2 separate regions of the Homo sapiens genome follow, and region 2 is linked to region 1. A link is a loop called in an ENCODE intact Hi-C map of the cell type or tissue named here. Cell type or tissue: breast epithelium. All regions are shown on one strand.

Region 1 (4,000 bases):
CTGAGAACCAAACAAGCAAGGCACAGCACGGGTCTGAATCACTTACATGGGCCTTGTTTGCTTGTTTAGGTCAGTGTTTCTAATACTTTATATTTCTAATGTAAAGCCAAAGAAAGCCACAAAGAGATTTAAGATGTGGGTGGAAGTGCTCTGTTTGCTGTGTCTGTGTTTCCACAGAGCTTTATGTTTTTTTGGGAGGCTGGGGACTGGGGAGGTGAGGGACATGGAGCTGTAGTCGGGAGGGTTGGGCAGCCACACTGGGGGTGGAGAAGGTGGCCCGGTCCCTGCGGGGCTGTGGGGCAGGAGCTGTAGTCGGGAGGGTTGGGCAGCCACACCAGGGATGGAGAAGGTGGCCTGGTCCCTGCGGGGCTGTGGGGCAGAAGCTGTAGTCGGGAGGGTTGGGCAGCCACACTGGGGTGGAGAAGGTGGCCCGGTCCCTGCGGGGCTGTGGGGCAGATGAACTCTCTGGGGGCACCTGTCATGGTGGAGGGCAGAGAACAATGGTCCAGCACCATTACCCTGGCCTGGGCTGCTCCAGGCTGCCCGTTGCATCAGCGGTGGAGGGTGGAGGCACTAGCCAACTGGGGCAGGCCATAGCCTCACTGTGGGCTGGAGACTCCGTCCCTGTGCTGATCTGGGACAGGTGGGCTGCAGGGAGACTCAGGGGCCCGTGCTCCTTAGTCGTTTGTTCCCGCCAAGCCACCTCTCTCTCTGCCCATATTCAGTGGATGCCGGCTGTTTTTGTTTGTGGCTCTCTCTGCACTGTTTTCCATCTGCCTCTGTGCATCAGGGCCTTTAATGTTTTACCGGGTATTTTGAGCCTCACAGTGACTGTTCCGGGTCCAGGGGAGTAAAGAGTGCTCTGCTCCCTGTGGAGGTGTACTTCTCTTCCCCCAAAGATTGCTCCTCTTCCCCAGAGCGCTCCTCTTCCTCCATAGACTGCTCCCCTTCCCCACGGAAGAGCGCTCCCCTTCCCCACGGAAGAGTGGTTCCCCCACCACAGAAGAGTGGTCCCCCTCCCCACAGAAGAGTGCTCCCCTTCCCCCACAGGGGAGTGCTCCCCCTCCCCACAGTGCGCTTTTCTCACGTGTCCTAAGTATGGGTGGTGCGGGGTGAACGCATTGTCCACAGGGAGCAGCCACCCCTGGAGGCAAACAGGAACACTCATTCTTGATCTAGATGGTGCCAGGTTGAAAGGAGGTTTTTAAAATAAGTGCAGGCTCATGTAGAGATGGCTGCTGCCTGGCCTGATGTTGCATGGGAAATGCAGCATGGGAACCCTTGGGGGGTGGGGGAGACACCTCCTGTGGAAGGGGGTGCTGTCCTGTCACCTCCCATGTCGAGTTGCGCCTGAGACACTAGTGTCTGTGCTGCTCAGCATGTGGTCCCACGGAGGAGCCCCTGCGGGCGCTGGTCTCTGTGGGAGACTGGGGTGTGAGCACGCGGTGTCACAGGTCGTGTGTGGGGGGACTTATGACAGGTGCTGTCTGATTTCGTAGTCTGGATGTTCATTAGCATTAATTTCAGGCACTGGACGACCAAAAGTGAGAAAAGGGAAAACCTGAGAATTTGCTCAGCTGTGTAAAAATGATGCCACTTACGATAATTCTGCGAAGCTACCGCTTATGCCAGCTACCTGTGGAGCGCAACATCGGCTTCCTGAGGCAGTCTCAGCCTGCTCCATTTTATTTCACTTAGATGGTATCCCCCGTGTGTGACGGCCGGCCTTCGCCCTGTGCCTCCCCGCAGTGTGGCTGGATCTCAGGGGGCTCGGACACGTGCTCAGACTGAAGGTCAGAAAGAGCATTTTCCATTCTGACCCCTGACAATGGCAAGACTTTCCACAGGTAGACACCTGTTTTTCCAATCCTTACTGTGTAGCGAGACTTTCTGCAGATAGACACCTGTTTTTCCTTATTGTGTACGTGGGCAGAGGGGAGAGGCACTCACTCAAGAATTTCCTAGATGTCTGATACAGAACTCACCCTGTGAATCTAGTTAGGTTTCTAAGCATCAGTAGCACAGTGTATGACAGCACATGTGCCAGCAGACCTCACCTGTGCAGAGGGTTCTATGGAGAGGCGAAGTCGTTAGCCTGCTGTGGCTTCTCTGGGGAAGATTCAGACTGGCAGACAGTTGCTCCAGTGCCCTCATCCTTGATCTGCTTACTCCCTGTGATGAACACATGTATTTTGTGAGATGTCTGCCACATGGGTGGGAAACGTGTATTTTCACCATCGTGAAAAAAATATGGCTGTATTCAATAGCATTGCTGGAAAATAGAATGGGCTGAGGGAGGTTTTTAAGGGTGTGGTTATTGGGCAGATGTTGCAGGTTCCTGCTACAGTGTGATGATCTGTGCAGATGTTGTAGGTTCCTGCTAGCACTGACGGCATAGGCAGGTGTTGTATGTTCCTGCAGGTTCCTGCTAGCACTGATGGCATAGGCAGGTGTTGTAGGTTCCTGCTACAGTGTGTGATAACCTGTGCAGATGTTGTAGGTTCCTGCTAGCGTTGACGGCATAGGCAGGTGTTGTAGGTTCCTGCTACAGTGTGATGACCTGTGTAGATGCTGTAGGTTCCTGCTAGCACTGACGGCATAGGCAGGTGTTGTAGGTTCCTGCTAGAGTGTGATAACCTGTGCGATGTTGCAGGTTCCTGCTAGCACTGACAGCATAGGCAGGTGTTGTAGGTTCCTGCTAGAGTTGACGGCTTAGGCAGATGTAGGTTCCTTTGAGCTCAGGAATGTAACACAGTAAGCTTAAGGTAACCTATACAGCTTCAGGAAAAGAGGATTGGTTGTTTATTTCCTGTGGTCTCAGGGTGTCCTTCCCTGGAGTTTAGTATAGGCCCATCCACCATCCAGAGGCTTCATTTTGAATTTGGGGAGTTTGCTAAGAACTTTAACCAGGTCTGAAGGAAAAAGGGGAGTTGTGCATTTGTAAAGTATTTGGTTTTGATTGAACCAACAGTGCAAGTTACAGGTTAAGCCAGTTTTCAGGTTAGAATATTTCCTGCTGGTATGGACGTGGTCATTTTAGTCATCATACTATGACGGCTGAGCTGCGTGTCCAGCTGCGGTGAGTGGGCCACTTGCCTCTTTCACGTAAGGAAGGCTTCCTCTTCACGCATTTGTCAGTGGTCAAGAAAGTTAAAACAAGAAGGCAGGAGAATGTCGCTGTCCTCCCAGCACCCGGTTTGGGACGGTCTGGGAGGGTGTGATGGAGTGCAGTGTTCTGTATGTTGATGTGTGTTGACGGATTTCTCTGTCCTCCCGGCACCCGGCTTGGGACGGTCTGGGAGGGTGTGATGGAGTATGGTGTTCTGTATATTGATGTGTGTTGATGGATTTTTCTTTCCTCCCGGCACCCGGCTTCGGATGGTCTGGGAGGGTGTGATGGAGTGCAGTGTTCTGTATGTTGATGTGTGTTGATGGATTTCTCTGAGTGGCGATTTCAGGGATGCTTATTTCTGTCCAGTGAATCTCAGACATGGGGAGCCTAATCTTCACATTTGGTGACTCTCCCTGGCAGCTTCTCACGTGAAAGCTGATTGTTAGCTGCTGGTGCCTCCCTCCCCGGCCCTCTGCTCACCACCTGCCCTCACGGGTGAGCCGCTGCACTTCTCGGGCTCGTTGGCCTGCAGTCAGCTCTCGGCTCGGTGCTGTGGAGGTGTTTTGCTTTTGCCAGGAAAGTGCATCCTCCACACCTTCCCTCCTGGTCGACTCTTAGTCACCCGGCTGGTGTGTAAAGCACAGAGTGCTCTGAACAGTGTTCCAAGTGTGTCCCAAGTTAAAACGTTGTGGTTAGCCAACTCCAGTTCAAATTCCTTCCCTACTTCATGTAAGATATGTGAGCTCTCCAGCCTCAATTTCTTCAACTGGGAAATGAAAATAACAGGGATGTCCCTTTCAAACAATGGTGAGTTTTAAATGTGATCATACATCTGGGAGTCTTAAAATAGTACGTGGCACACAGTGATTCATCAGAAAATGTGAGGAT
Region 2 (4,000 bases), 76 kb before region 1:
GAAGAGTCAAATGAGGAGCTACCTTCCTCCTGTGGCAGATGGAGTGAACCCTGATCATCGTTGCTCAAGACGTCCCAGCAGTTAACAAACAGGACACTCTGTTGCATCCCACATCTGGTGGGTTCTCCCTGATAACAAGGCTGAGCGAAGTTCCATCCCACATGGAACCGCCAGGTGTGGTTCTGCATGCATTCTGGCCACTCGCAGCTGGGGCGTCGTCAGGGGCGTGCTGCTTACGTGAACACGGATGTGCTCCCCACCCTGTACATCCTTGGCCTGCAGGAACTTGGTGAACCTGCATCGTTGGCAGAGCTGCGTGTGCACCACCTCCCTCCAGGTTGGGCTGGGTTGCAGGCTGCTCCCTTTCCCTGCACGGGGCCGTGCTCTGCGCTCAGCGCTTCTCCTGGAAGCCTCGCCAAGCCTGCCTCTGCTGCAGCAGGTGCTTTTCTGGTGGCTTCTGCATCACAGGCTTCCCCTGTGATTCTCCTCCAGTGTCTACTGCTGAGTTAAGAGAAGAAATGTTTCTCAATTCTTTCTTCCCAGGTTTAATGTTTCTTCCTGATGTTTGCAGTTTACCAGCTGCCCTGGTCAGATGAAGCAAGTATCACGGCACTAATAAAAGGGTTGTGCTTTATCCTTAAAAATATAATTACAAGTCCCACATATTTTCTTTTTCAGCCTTTACCAAGTAAGTAAGCTTTCCCCGTATGCCCACCATTCGATGCTCCAGTTCTTCCCTAGTGGCAGATGTAACCCAGGTATCATCTGTGGTCTCCCTGCCCTTTGAAATTGCTGAGAAAACTGGGCTCAACCCCCTTTCTATCTTGCTGTTTCCTTCTCCAGATTCAGAAAAACTCTGACAGCTGAGTAAAGCAAGGCAGCTTGTGTATGTGGGTGCGAGAGGAAGCGTGTGAGTGAATGCAGGCCTGTGTGCAAGTGCACTCATGAGTGTGTGTGTAAGGATGTGTGTGTCCGTGTGTGTAAGGGTGTGTGTGTAAGGATGTGTGTGTCCATGTGTGTGTAAGGATGTGTGTCCGTGTGCATAAGGATGTGTGTGTCCATTGTGAGTGTGTGGGAGTGCGTAAGGATATGTGTGTCCATGTGAGTGTGCGGGAGTGTGTAAGGATGTGTGTGCATGTGTGAGTGTGCGGGAGTGTGTAAGAATGTGTGTCCATGTGAGTGTGTGGGAGTGTAAGGATGTGTGTGTCCATGTGTGAGTGTGTGGGAGGCATAAGGATATGTGTGTCCCTGTTTGAGTGTCTGGGAGTGCATAAGGATGTGTGTGTCCATGTGAGTGTGTGGGAGTGTGTAAGGCTGTGTGTGTCCATGTGTGTGTGTGGGAGTGTGTAAGGATGTGTGTGCCTGTGTGTGGGAGTGTGTAAGGATGTGTGTCTATGTGTGAGTCTGGGAGTGTGTAAGGCTGTGTGTGTCCATGTGTGAGTGTGCGGGAGTGCGTAAGGATGTGTGTGTCCATGTGTGAGTGTGCGGGAGTGTGTAAGGATGTGTGTCCATGTGTGAGTGTGCGGGAGTGCGTAAGGATGTGTATGTCCGTGTGTGTGTGGGAGTGCATAAGAATGTGTGTGTGTCCATGTGTGAGTGTGCAGGAGTGCATAAGGCTGTGTGTGTTTCCATGTGTGGGTGTGCGGGAGTGTGTAAAGATGTGTGTGTCCGTGTGTGTGGGAGTGTAAGGATGTGTGTGTCCATGTGTGAGTGTGTGGGAGTGCATAAGGATATGTGTGTCCCTGTGTGTCTGGGAGTGCATAAAGATGTGTGTGTCCATGTGAGTGTGTGGGAGTGTGTAAGGATGTGTGTCCGTGTGTGTGGGAATAAGGATGTGTGTGCAGGAGTGTGTAAGGATGTCTGTGTCCATGTGTGAGTGTGTGGGAGTAAGGATATGTGTGTGTCCATGTGTGAGTGTGCGGGAGTGCATAAGGATGTGTATGTCCATGTGTGAGTGTGCGGGAGTGCATAAGGATGTGTATGTCCATGTGTGAGTGTGCGGGAGTGCATAAGGATGTGTATGTCCGTGTGTGTGTGTGGGAGTGCATAAGGATGTGTGTGTGTCCATGTGTGAGTGTGCAGGAGTGCATAAGGCTGTGTGTGTGTCCATGTGTGGGTTTGTGGGAGTGTATAAGGATGTGTGTGTCCGTGTGAGTGTGTGGGAGCACGTGAGGATGTGTGTGTCCGTGTGTGAGTGTGTGGGAGCACGTGAGGATGTCTGTGTCCGTGTGTGTGTAAGGATGTGTCTGCGTCTATGTGTGAGTGTGTGGGAGTGCATGAGGATGTGTGTATGTCCAGAGCTGTCCAGACCTCTGTTCTGGGGGGGAAAGTGCTGAGATCAGAAGCAAATCAAGCAGGATAGAGACACTAAGAGCAAAGGAAAGGAAAGCCCAGACCACAGTGAGGGAGAACAGAGGAGGCTCATCTCAGAAAGCACGAGGCCATCTTTTCATTCACTTTGTGGACACAACAGAAGTAACAGAAGATGGACCTCTCTGCCAGCAAGTTAGATAACTTAGGTAAAATGAGCCAGTTCCTAGAAAAACAGAAACTGCTAAAAGAGACTCAAAAAGAAATGAAAAATCAAGTAGACTAACAACAAACAGAGGTTTAATTAGTAATTAAAACTTTTCTGCAAAGAAAAGCCCAGGCCCACATGGCTTAACTTGTAAATTCTACCAAACACTTGAAGAAGAATACCAACCTTCACAAATTCTTTCAAAAAGAAAGAAAGAAAGAAAATAGAAGAGGAAGAAACACATTCTAACTCATCCAATGAGATCAGTATCATCCTAACACCAAAATCAGACTGACTTGTGATCAAAGGAAGAGAAAACTACAGGCCAATATCCTCATTGAATATCAGTGCAAAATCCTCAAAAAAATACTGGCAAACCAAATCCAGCAACATCGAAAAGCATTATACAACACAGCCGAGTGGGATTTATCTCAAGAATGCAAGGGCAGTTCAATACGCGAAAATCAACGTAACACAACACTTCCAAAGAGTACGGGACAAAAACCACGTAGTCATCTCAATAGGCACAGAAAGAGCATTTGAGAAAATCCAACACCCCTTCAGAATAAAGCGCCTAAAAAACTGGGAATAGAAGAGAACTTCCTCAGCCCCGCAAGGGGCATCTACAGACAAGCCACAGTTATAGACAAGAATCTGAACGCTTTCCCTGTAGCTCAGGAGCAGAAGGAGGAGGTCTGCTCTCCTGTTTCTATTTAATGTTGTAATGGAGGCTCTAGATAAAACAGTTAGTACAGAATAAGAAGAGAACGAAAGACAGAAAGAGAGAAAGAAAGGCAAGGTCTCCATGCTGGAAATGAAGAAATGAAATTATCTCTGTCTGAAATTTCATGAGAACAGTGCAGACCGAGGCAGGGTGGGCGCAGTCGAAGTGGAGCAGGGTTGGCCAGGAGCTGATAATGATGGATGAACTTTTCCTCTAATTTTTTACATGCTTAAAATTTTATGCAACCTTTGGCCAGGTGCAGTGGCTCACACCTGTAATCCCAGCACTTTGGGAGGCCGAGGCAGATCACCTGAGGTCAGGAGTTCGAGATCAGCCCAGCCAACATGGCAAAACCCTGTCTCTACTAAAAATACAAAAATTAGTCCAGCATGGTGGTGCATAACACCCGTAATCCCAGCTACTTGGGAGGCTGAGGCAGGAGAATCGCTTGAACCTGGGAGGCAGAGGTTGCAGTGAGCCGAGATCACGCCACTGCACTCCAGTCTGGGCAACAGAGTGAGATTCTGTCTCAAAAAAAAAAAATTATGTAACTTTTAAATAAAATTTAATATTGGAAGATGTTTTTAGAGGAGTAATACACATTATCAGAAAATTCAGAGATTTCTAAATCAAAAGAGAAACCATGCCACCTTTTCCTTGTTCTTTTTGAGGCAGGTTAGCCCCAGTTCATGATTGGGGTCTAAAGCTATTGGTAAATTTTACACAAATCAGAACCCATTAACTTTTCATTTAATCCA

What was found. Peaks named below come from ENCODE experiments on the same cell type or tissue, not always from the same donor. Only the 100,000 strongest peaks of a DNase experiment are listed, where the experiment ranks them.
Region 2: it touches region 1 in a loop (16-fold over the local background); 1 of 110 quality-filtered maps calls a loop at or near these places.

What each region holds. Positions count from the first base shown.
Region 1 is chr13:112,740,990-112,744,989 of GRCh38, forward strand. The region is part of intron 1 of ATP11A (ATPase phospholipid transporting 11A); the gene reads left to right. Among named protein-coding and RNA genes, the nearest start is that of ATP11A-AS1, 12 kb to the right of the region's middle. In breast epithelium, no CTCF peak of the experiment used is centred here; no DNase peak of the experiment used is centred here; H3K4me3 peaks cover 595 bases; H3K27ac peaks cover 1,436 bases.
Region 2 is chr13:112,664,748-112,668,747 of GRCh38, forward strand. The region is part of intron 1 of ATP11AUN (ATP11A upstream neighbor lncRNA); the gene reads left to right. Among named protein-coding and RNA genes, the nearest start is that of ATP11AUN, 20 kb to the left of the region's middle. In breast epithelium, no CTCF peak of the experiment used is centred here; no DNase peak of the experiment used is centred here.